Regions from separate parts of the Homo sapiens genome. Here region 2 is linked to region 1. A link is an interaction called in ENCODE POLR2A ChIA-PET data of the cell type or tissue named here. Cell type or tissue: MCF 10A. All regions are shown on one strand. Links, peaks and the distances in the headings refer to the core of each region. The heading gives the core; the rest is flanking DNA. Region 1 overlaps WDFY2 (WD repeat and FYVE domain containing 2). Region 2 overlaps INTS6 (integrator complex subunit 6).

What was found. ChIA-PET counts read pairs that join two places held together with the same protein. Peaks named below come from ENCODE experiments on the same cell type or tissue, not always from the same donor. Only the 100,000 strongest peaks of a DNase experiment are listed, where the experiment ranks them.
Region 2: POLR2A ChIA-PET joins it to region 1 with 5 read pairs; 24 of 35 experiments call an interaction of 5 or more read pairs at or near these places.

The regions. Positions count from the first base shown.
Region 1 is chr13:51,629,246-51,634,633 of GRCh38, reverse strand. All of the region lies in intron 1 of WDFY2 (WD repeat and FYVE domain containing 2), which reads right to left. Among named protein-coding and RNA genes, the nearest start is that of WDFY2, 47 kb to the right of the region's middle. In MCF 10A, for the core only: no CTCF peak of the experiment used is centred there; a DNase peak (open chromatin) is centred at 3,303.
Region 2 is chr13:51,442,148-51,447,535 of GRCh38, reverse strand. All of the region lies in intron 3 of INTS6 (integrator complex subunit 6), which reads left to right. Among named protein-coding and RNA genes, the nearest start is that of INTS6, 8.2 kb to the left of the region's middle. In MCF 10A, for the core only: a CTCF peak has its summit at 2,439 (motif pointing left); no DNase peak of the experiment used is centred there.

The DNA of each region.
Region 1 (5,388 bases), core at 280-5,279:
TTTGCCATGTTGGTCAGGCTGGTCTCAAACTCCTGACCTCAGGTGATCCACCTACCCTGGCCTCCCAAGGTGCTGGGATTACAGGCGTGAGCCATTGCACCTGGCTGCCTTTTCCAATCTTAGTGCTAACAAGTATTATAAATTTACAAAAGCTTAATTGACTCTTACCTGGATTCATGATATATTTTTAAATCTTTGTGTATTAAAAGGCTAAAGTACTACTTTTCCTTAGGTTTGGTAAATATATATTGAGTATTTATCATGAATCAGGTCTAGTACTAGGAATACAAAGAGGGTAAAAATGGGTTCCTGGCCCTCACAGAACTCACAGAGTAAGATTTTCATCCACTACTTCTGAAAAAAAAAAAACACTTCTAGGGCTTTGCAAGACTACACTATCAGTTCTTGGTTGTTAAAGCCCTGTAATAATTCAAATAACTCTCATAAAGCCAAGCTCAGTTTTAATGACCTGAGAATTATTTAATCTTTACAATGGTCCTCTAAATTGGGATTATCCTCATGTCCATTTTGGAGCTGATGAACTGAGGCAAAAAGAAGTTAAGTAATTTAGGTAAGTAATTAATTTAACCTCTTAGAAATTAATCAAAGGAGCCAGAATTCAAACCCAGGCAACCTGTCTCCAAACATCATGCTCTTAACAACGATTCTCTCCTGTCACTGAAGAAAGACTAAAATAGTGTGGCACTGCACCAGATTAAACAGAATGACCAATGGGAAAGAACTGAAAGCTCAGAAACAGACCAAAGTATATATACTAACTAGCATATTAAAAATTTATTAAAAATCATAGGGGGACAAATGAATTACACAATAAAAGGTGCTGCCCTATTTATTTATTTGGTTCTAAAAACTTCAGGTGGTTTAAAGAATTACCTGTGATGGTCTAGAATCAAGATGATGCATGTGACTCCCTCCCCTCATCACTTCTTGCTAAAATGATCCAACTAATTCAGGAGAAAAAAAGTCTCCACCACTGACTGGCTACTTCATAAGTGACCCATCCACAAAAGTGACCCCTTGAGAAGAGCTAACAGGAATAATTTAGCAAACAGCAGAGTGAGCGGAGAGGCCAATTAGCAGCCAGTTCCCAGAACACCCACAACAAAACTGCTGCCATTCATCAATTATTTAGATCCAGATACCCTACTAAGTGCCTTAAGCCGTTAACAAATTTCAATATTATTATACACACGAGTAAACTGGGGCTCAGAAGTTGAACAAGATGACCAATGTTATACAGTTCTCAAGTAGCACAACCAAGATTGGAACACAAAGGCGATCAGACTCAAGTTTAAACTCTTAATCACTCCACTACACATGGGGTGGCCAAGTCCACCAGGATCCCCACTTCAGAGCCTACTGACAGCTCCAGGGTTGGAGCAGAGGCTGGAGGCCAGGCCAGTGCTGGAGCAGCAGCCATGCTGGTTGGAGTTTCTGCCTGGATGCCTAGGCCAGGCAGCTATTCAGGGGGAAGGGAAACTACCCCAGCGGGCCAGAAGCTGCCAAGGCAGACACAAAAGGAACACTGTTCCTGAACAAAGACAAAGTCTGCCCTGCAGTTGTCTCCCACTGCCTACAGCTTCAACCCTGCCCCACACAAACTATTAGAACTCTAAGCTGCAGATAAAAAAAATCACAGTAAATCTAACGTTTTTCCCTATTTTTGCCTGGAATGAAAAGAACTGAATAATGACCTACACAACCTCTGACAAAGCATATTTCAGTTACCAATAATGAACAAATTAGACCTACTTGGCAGATGAGTGAACAGAGAAGCTAGCAAACTAGACAGGGGAAAGACCCAGTATTTTAGGTGAAGTGAAAATGTTTGAATAATTAGGGTAACTGCTAGAAACAAGACAAGTTTGTACATTTAAAAATTTTTAAGATTGCACATTTTAAAATTTTCTCAGTGAGATTTAAACTTTTTTATCTGTATCATTGATTACAAAAGTTATTATGAAGAGAGATGAAAAAGGAGCAATAGGACATAGCAAATGAAAGTAAAAAGCAAAATGGGTAGCCTAAAGAAGAGATGCACTGAAATGCAGACTGGCTCCTGCATAAAACCAAACGGGAACCTGAAAGACCTGCTCCACGAAATCTCCCAGAAAGCACAAGAAAACAAGGAAAAATGGGAAATTATGACTGAAAAATATAGCACCTGAATGGTAGAAGATCAAATCTGTGTCTAATAGGTATTTCAGAAAGAGAAAACAGAAGAAATAATATTTAAGTAAAGAAAAAGTAATAAATAATGGGAAAAAAAACAGAACTCAAAATGAGTTTTTTAGAATATAATTATTCATTCAGAGCTTGGCAAAATTAATCACAAAAGAACCATGCTCATCCTAGGAGAGCTTTGGAATGTCAGAGAGAAAAAGAGTCCAATAGACATCCGCTCCTCCACCAAGATTAAAAAAATAAAAAGGAACATGAATGAGATGAACACTGGGTTTCTCATCTACCATACTAAGTGTTAAAAGACAATGGAGTAAGATTTATAGGACTCTGAAAAGATAAGTCTATGACACACAAATTCTAAATTTAGATGAATTATCAATACTATAATTATCATTACTATAACATAGAAGAAATACATTAATAAACAGGGGAATCAAAAATATACTTTCCACATACCTTATCTGTAGAAATATTCTTAAGGAAGGGAGGATATATAATCAACTGAAAAAATAGAATAAAAAACTCAAGAAAGTAAAAGATAAATAGAAGTATAAGAGAAACAGCAGTGAGCAATAAAGCTAACAAAGCTAGAGAGGTCTAGGCTGGCCACAGTGGCTCACGCCTGTAATCCCAGCACTTTGGGAGGCTGAGATGGGAGGACTGCTTGAGCCCCACAGTTCAAAACCAGCCTGGGCAACATGGCAAGATCCTCGTCTAAATAATGCGTGTCAATGTTGAAATCATAATGCAAATTATGCTTTCAACATTGTAAGTTGAAAGCATGCTTGAAGGAGCATAATGTAAAAAAAATGAACAAATGTTTCTCATTATTTCAACAAAATTTAGACGGTAAGGAGAAGAAAAGAAAATGTGCTGAAGTGATCACATGGCTTAGGAGAACTCCATAGATACTGTTCTAATGATAAACAAGTAAGTTCAAATTTTAATTACCCACAAGAAGAACAAAAATTGGACATATAACTTCCAAGTCACAGAGAATTGTTTTCCTTCTTTTTAAATTTTTTTTTTTTTTTTTTAGAGACAGGATCTTGCTTCATCTCCCAGGCTGCAGTGCGATGACACCATCATGGCTCACTGCTGACTGAAATTCCTGATCTCAAGTGATCCTCCCACCTCAGTCTCTCAAGTAGCTGAGACTACAGGCACAAGCCACCACACCCAGCTGATTTTTACATTTTTTGTAGAGACGGATTTCTCCATCTTGCCCAGGCTGGTCTTGAACTCCTGGGCTCAAGTGATCCTCCCGCCTCGGCCTCCCAAAGTGCTGGGATTACAGGCGTGAGCCACCATGCCCAGCTTGTTTTCTTTCCTTAAAAAACAGAAAAGCTTGCTGGGCATGGTGGCTCACGCCTGTAATCCCAGTACTTTGGGAGGCCGAGATGGGTGGATCACCTGAGGTCAGGAGTTCGAGACTAGCCTGGCCAACATGGTGAAACCCCGTCTGTACTAAAAATACAGAAAATTAGCTGGGCGTGGTGGCACACACCTGTAATCCCAGCTACTTGGGAGGCTGAGGCAGGAGAATCGCTTAAATCCAGGAGGCAGGGGTTGCAGTGACCCGAGATAGCGCCACTGCACTCCAGCCTGGGTGACAAGAGCAAAAAACTCTGTCTCAAAAAAGAGAAACTAAAAAAAAAAAAGAAAAACTTGAAAAAAAAAATTTCAGTGAAAGCTAAACAATCAGCATAATAACTTGAAAACATAACACAAAAAGCCAAGGGTAAGACCAAACATTCAGTAAACGCTAATGGGTTAAATACCCCTATAAAAGAGAAACCCCTCATCAACTGGGTGAAAGAACAAAATACCACCCATCTGACTGGGTTATTAAATGAGGCAATGTGTGCAAAAGTGCCACACGTATAGTTGTTCAAAAAGTATGCATAAAGAAAGAAAGAATGTTGCGGGCACTGTGGTGACCCAAACATAAAAAAAAAAAAAGAAAGAAAGGGAACTCTACCAGTTTAAAACACCAAAAAAATTCACTAAAATAATAATTTTTTAAAGTCTTATGATGAGCTGACAGGAAAATAAAACAAATCATCAGAAAACAAAAACAAAGTATATAGTCTGTGACTCAGAAATTCCACTTACAGAAATCTACTCTACATTCACATGCTATAAAAGTAAGAAATCGTACATGGGAATAAATAAGAAATTTAGGACAGCTTTCTCAGTTTAAGATGATTTGGGCTGCAAATAACAATACCTAACCTCAGTGATTTAAAGAAAACAGGGTCTGACTTAAAACAAAATGACTAGAAGGTAGTTCCAGGTTGATTCAGTAACTCAATGTCTTTAATGGCTAAGGCTCCATATTTCTGCTCTATCACTGTTAATGTGCTGGAGATATTATGTTAAGTGAACATAAGGTTTATAAGACTGTGTATATAAAATGATTTTAACTATACTAAGATCAAAGAAGAAGTAGTTAGGAAACATATTAATGTTTGCTAACATTAGTGGTTGCTCCAAGATTGTGGGATCATGAGTGGTTTCATACCTCCTGCTTCACATACTGTTTTTGTACTTTCAATATTTTTCAGATGTAATACATCTATAAACCAAAAAAAAAAAAAAAGAAAAGAAAGAAAGAAAAGAAAAAAAAATCAAAGAACTAAAGAGAACCGTTACTGAAGAAAACAAAAAGCCTCAATCACCCCTTGGCCACAGTGACATAGCTACTTTCTCCTTGTTTTCCAATTAGAATTATTTCAACTTGATTTGTTTATGAGGTTTTTAAATTCTCCATGACACACACAGTAGTTTTGTATAAAAAGGAAGCTCATGATGTTATTAATGATTATCCTCTATGTAGAGTGCAATGCTTGTACAGAACAGTTCACAGAGTATTTCACACACCTTTATTTCATTTATATTACTGAATACAACCCTTATAAATAAATAGAGAAAACTAAAAAATAGGTAAATAGACCATTTTGTAGTGAGGAACCTCTTCCAAAGTCATATTAAATTGAGAAATTTAAAATCAACCCAAATAACATCCTCTTTTCATATACCATGCTTCATAAACATAATACTAAAACAAACACATGGTTATATCAATTGCCAAAGACTTAAAATTCTTTTAGGTATCTAATTAATACCAGTAACCATCTGCATTCCTAAATCTACTGTAATCTATCTACATGAACGTTTAGA
Region 2 (5,388 bases), core at 329-5,328, 190 kb after region 1:
ATAAAATATGTGCTTAATTTTTTGAGGATTTTCTATGGTGAATGTTTACCTCATTGAAAAATGGTGGCTTTCGTACAATATCAAATTTAATGATTCTCAGGGAAAAGAATTTTAACCAATTTTATTTTTGAGCATAAAGGTCTATTTTGTAAACTTAGGAGATAATACAGTTATAGTTCTAATACTACTTTTTTTTCCCTTTACCTAAATAGTACCCATTTAATAGGTAGTGTGAAATACAGGCTTCTTTTTGAAGGCTGGCAGGTGAAGTAGTGAGAACTCCATTTCCATTTGGGTGCTTGGTTTCTCTTAGATTATCAACAAATGTATGAATAAGAGTTTGATATTTATTAAGCTATAGACATCTTTTCAAATGAAAGTAAGTTAATTACTATACCTGAAATACTGCTGTGTTGAATATAAACTGGAAACACAATGATGAATAGTATTTTGTAAATTTTTTAATTCCTTTAATTAAAATTTTTTTTTAAATTGTGGTAAGAAACACCTAACAAAATTTACCATCTTAACCATCTTTAAGTGTGCAGTTCAGTAGTGTTAAGTATATTCATATTGCTGTGCAACCAATATCCAGAACTTTTTTATCTTGCAAAATTGAAACTCTATATCAAGTAACTCCCAGTCCCTGGAAACCTCTATTCTACTTTCTGTTTTTATGAATTTGTCTACTCTGGATATCACAGTTAAGTGAAATCATACAGTATTTGCCTTTTTAGATGGGCTCATTTCACTTAGCATAATGTTCTCAACATTCATTTATATTTTAGCATGTCAGGATTTTTTCATCCTTTTTAAGGCTGAATAATACTCTATTGTATGTACCACATTTTGCTTATCCACATATCCATTGATAGTCACTTGGGTTGCTTCCACTTCTTGGCTGTTGTGAATAATGCTGCAATGAACATGGTTGTGTAAGTAACTTTTTGAGATCCTGCTTCCAGTTCTTTTGGATATATACCCTGAAATGAAATGACAGGATCATATTGTAATTCCATTTTAAATTTTTTGAGGAAGTACCATACTGTTTTTCATAGCAGTTGTACCATTTTACGTTCCTACCAACAGTGCACGAGGGTTACACTTTCTTTATATCTTCACTAACACAATTTTCTGTTTTACTTTGACATTAGCCATCCTATTGGGTGTGAGGTCGTATCTCATTGTGGTTTTTATTTACATTTTCCTAATAATTATTTATGTTAAGCATCAACATACGCTTGTTGGCCATTTGTACACTGTCTTTCGAGAAATGTTCATTCAAGTCCTTTGCCCGTTTTAAAATTGTTTTTTGTTGTTGAGCTTTAGGATTTCTTTATATTTTCTGGATATTAATCCCTTATCAGATAAATGATTTGCAAATATTTTCTCCCATTATGTAGTTTGCTTTTATACTCTGTTGTTTCTTCAGTGCACAAAATTTTTATTTTTGTATGGTCCAGTTACATATTTTTACTTTTATTGCCTGTGCCTTTGGTGTCATCCACAAAATCATTGCTAAATCCAATGTCACTGAAGCTTTTCTCCTGTGTTTTAAGAGTTTTATAGCTTTAGATCTTCTGTTTAGATCTTTAATCTATTTTGAATTAATTTTTGTATATGGTATAAGGTAAGGGTCCAACTTCATTCTTTTGCATGTGGATATCCAGTTTTTCCACCACCATGTTGAAGAGACTTGCCCTTTCCCATTTGAATGGTCTCTGCAAATCCCTGAACTTTTGAGCCTCAATAATTTTTGTTGGTGGAGAGGGCACTCTCCTGTCAAACTTGCTTAAATGTTTTTTCCCCATCTTTATTGTGTAAAAGAAGAGCAGTGGCTAGAAATGTGAGAATTGGAATCCCAATCTTGGCCTCGCCATTGAATTATTATGTAACATTGAGCATTCACATTACTATTTTGAGCCTCTGCTACTTCTTATTCCAAGTTGGCAATAATGAAGCCATTGTACCTTTAATATAGAATTGTTGAGAGGTTTAAATGGGATGATATATTTAAAATGTACCTTATTAGGATGTCTCACTAGACAAAAGCATCCTTTTCCTCCAAAAGATTAGTATGTTTACCTCTAGTTTTCTATTTTTTTCAGCTTTAATTTTGAAATTAAAATTATAAAAATCTTCAAAGCTGATTATTACATGCTTTAAACATCTATTAGTATCACGAAGTATATGTTTTTCTTTGGGCTTTGTATTGTATCCCAGAAAAGCAGGTGTGAAAGAAAATTAATATAACTTGGCCAAAGTTGTCTCAGTGGCATTTAATAAGCATAGGATGATGTTTTTAAAGAAGTGTTAAAACAATTTAAATAATTTAGCAGATAAGTCAGAAAGTCATTCTTTTGCAAGAATACTTATGTGAAAAAAGCACATGCCTTAGGATTCTTTCAAATAGGGAGCTCCCCCTAGTGCGTTTTAGATGAGATTTACACAAGTTTGATTTGCAGGGAACCTTTTAGGAGCACATATGTTGGGTAAATCAAGGGATAGTTTAATAAGATTTAACTGAGCTCAAAGTAGTACAAAATGGATATGATTTATTTCCTATAGAGCATTAATTTAATGGTGGTATAATTTAAATGAGAAGGAATATCCCCAAACCCAGATTTTATTTTCTTTTAAAACATTTGCAAAATATTTCTTCAGAATTTTATACTCTAAAACTGTTTTCTAAAAGAAAAAATTCTCCAGTCATGATCTGAAAAAAAAAAAAAAAAGAAAAATGAAAAACACTATCCTAAGGATGTTATTGCATTCTTTTTTTTTTTGGGATAGAGTTTCACTCTTGTTGCCCAGGCTGGAGTGCAATGGCGTGATCTTGGCTCACTGCAACCTCTGCCTCCCGGGTTCAAGCCATTCTCCTGCTTCAGCCTCCTGAGTAGCTGGGATTACAGGCTCCCGCCACCACCCTCGGCTAATTTTTGTATTTTTGGTAGAGACGGGGTTTCGCCATGTTGGCCAGGCTGGTCTGAAACTCCTGACCTCAGGTGATCCGCCCACCTCGGCCTCCCAAAGTGCTGGGATTTACAGGCGTGAGCCACCGCCCCTGGCCATTATTGCATTCTTAATTAGAAATTGTTCAAAACAAATCTTAAATACAAAAGTCAAAAATAGGCCGGGTGCCATGGCTCACACCTGTAATCCCAACACTTTGGGAGGCTAAAGCAGGTGGATCACTTGAGGTCAGGAGTTTGAGACCAGCCTAGACAATGTGGTGAAACCCCATCTCTACTAAAAAAAAAAAAAAAAAAAAAAAAAAAAAAAATTAGCTGGGGGGTGGTGGCATGTGCCTGTAGTCCTAGCTACTCAGGACTCCTGGAGTCCTGGTTGGAGGATTGCTTGAACCCCGGAGGTGGAGGTTGCAGTGAGCTGAGATGGTGCCACTGCACTCCAACTTGGGCAATAGGCTGTCTCAAAAAAACAAAACAAAACAAAAACAAACAAAAAACCAAATAATATATTCTACTTTAAAGAGCATTTTACTTTCTTTCGATATAGGAGAATATCGATAATTATGTATTATATACAGCTGGAAATTAAAAGATCAGGAACAAATCTAATATTTGACATCATTGGACTTATTTGTGTATTTTGAATTAAGGTCATTTGTGGTCAAAATTAGTTAAAAGGATTGTTTATTTAGTCATGTTCATGTCATAGATTTCTACAAAGAGATTATATAGTATTTTATAGCTTGAAATGTTTCTCAAATATATAAAATGATTTTTGGCCATAATAACCTTGACTCAGATTTATACTCTACAATTAAATTAGTCTTGGTGGACTTTTCTTGTTTTTTGGGGCTTTTTAATTTTAAAAATGTTTAGATACAAAGTCTCTCTGTGTTACCCAGGCTGGTCTTGAACTCCTGGGCTCAAGCAGTCTTTCCACCACGCCTTCGGAGTAGCTGGGACTGCAGGCTCTTGCCATTGTACTCAGCTTAAAAAAGTAATTTCCTTATATAAACTTTATTTTTGTTTAGTCTTACTATTAGTCTATAAAAGTTTACCATGGTTGCCAGACTTTAAACAAAATACTAAATTTTTAAAAAATTTTGTTTTGGTTTGTATTTTCTGATCTCTAACATTTTTATTGAGATGTAACTTAAATAAACAAATCTGAAGTGTGAAGCTTAGTGAATTTTAAAATATACACTCTTAAAAAAATTGAACATTTGCATCTACTGACAAGTTTTCATTAAACTTTCTGTGTTTTATTATTATTTTCATAGGGCTTTAGAATGGAAGTGATTTTAGAAGTTTACTCAATTTTCCTCATTTTGTAGGTGAAGAAAAGGCATAGAAAGGTTCAGAGGCTTAATTTCTTCACATTTATGAAATATTTTTAAAAATTGTAATTGGTGATAGAACAGTTATGGAGATTTTATTAAGGATTTGTATATTATTTAATAACATTTTATTTAAATGTATAAGCAGTGGATCTGAGTTGCTTTCTTCAGTTTTGTGTATAGTTCTGTAATGCAGTATGATTTCTTTCAGTTCTTGTTTGAAAGCTAAGCTTTTCATTTTGTCTCTGTTACATTTAGTCTTTCTTGTAACATTCTATCTAAATACTGTTTGTTACAAAATTAGCTTTAGTTGGATTCCTTCCTCCCTTTGTTTGGCAGAAAGTAAATGAATTTAGGGCAGCGGTCCCCAGCCTCTTTGGCACCAGGCTGGTTTTGTGGAAGACAGTTTTTCCATGGATTGGTAGAGGTGGTTGGGATGGTTTCAGATGAAACTTTTCCACCTCAGGTCATCAGGCGTTAGAGTCTCATAGGAGCGCATAACCTAGACCCCTTGCATGCACAGTTCACAACAGGGTTTGTGCTCCTATGAGAATCTAATGCTGCTGCTGATCTAACAGGAGGCGGAGCCCCAACGGTAATGCTCACTTGCCCACTGCTCACCTTCTGCTGTGCCACCCATTCCTGATGGGGTCCAGGGGTTGGGGACCCCGATCTAGGGGATAAACCAGGAAAGACTTCTTAGAGGTAGTAGCATCTGAAGAATAAAAGTTTACTGAGAACCCAGAACCCTTGCAGGTTAGGGGGCAATGCAGAGTGAAGATCATGATCAATGGCCAGATGCGATGGTTCATGCCTAGTAATCCCAGCACTTTGGGAGGCTGAGGTGGGTGGATCACCTGAGGTCAGATGTTCGAGACCAGCCTGGCCAACATGGTGAAACTAAAAATACAAAAATTAGCTGGGCATGGTGGCGGGCGCCTGTAATCCCAGCTACAGGCACCCTCAGGAAGCTGAGGCAGGAAAATCGCTTGAACCCAGGAGGCAAAGGTTGCAGTGAGCTGAGATTGCGCCATTGCACTCCAGCCTGGGCGACAAGAACGAAACTTCATCTCAAAAAAAAA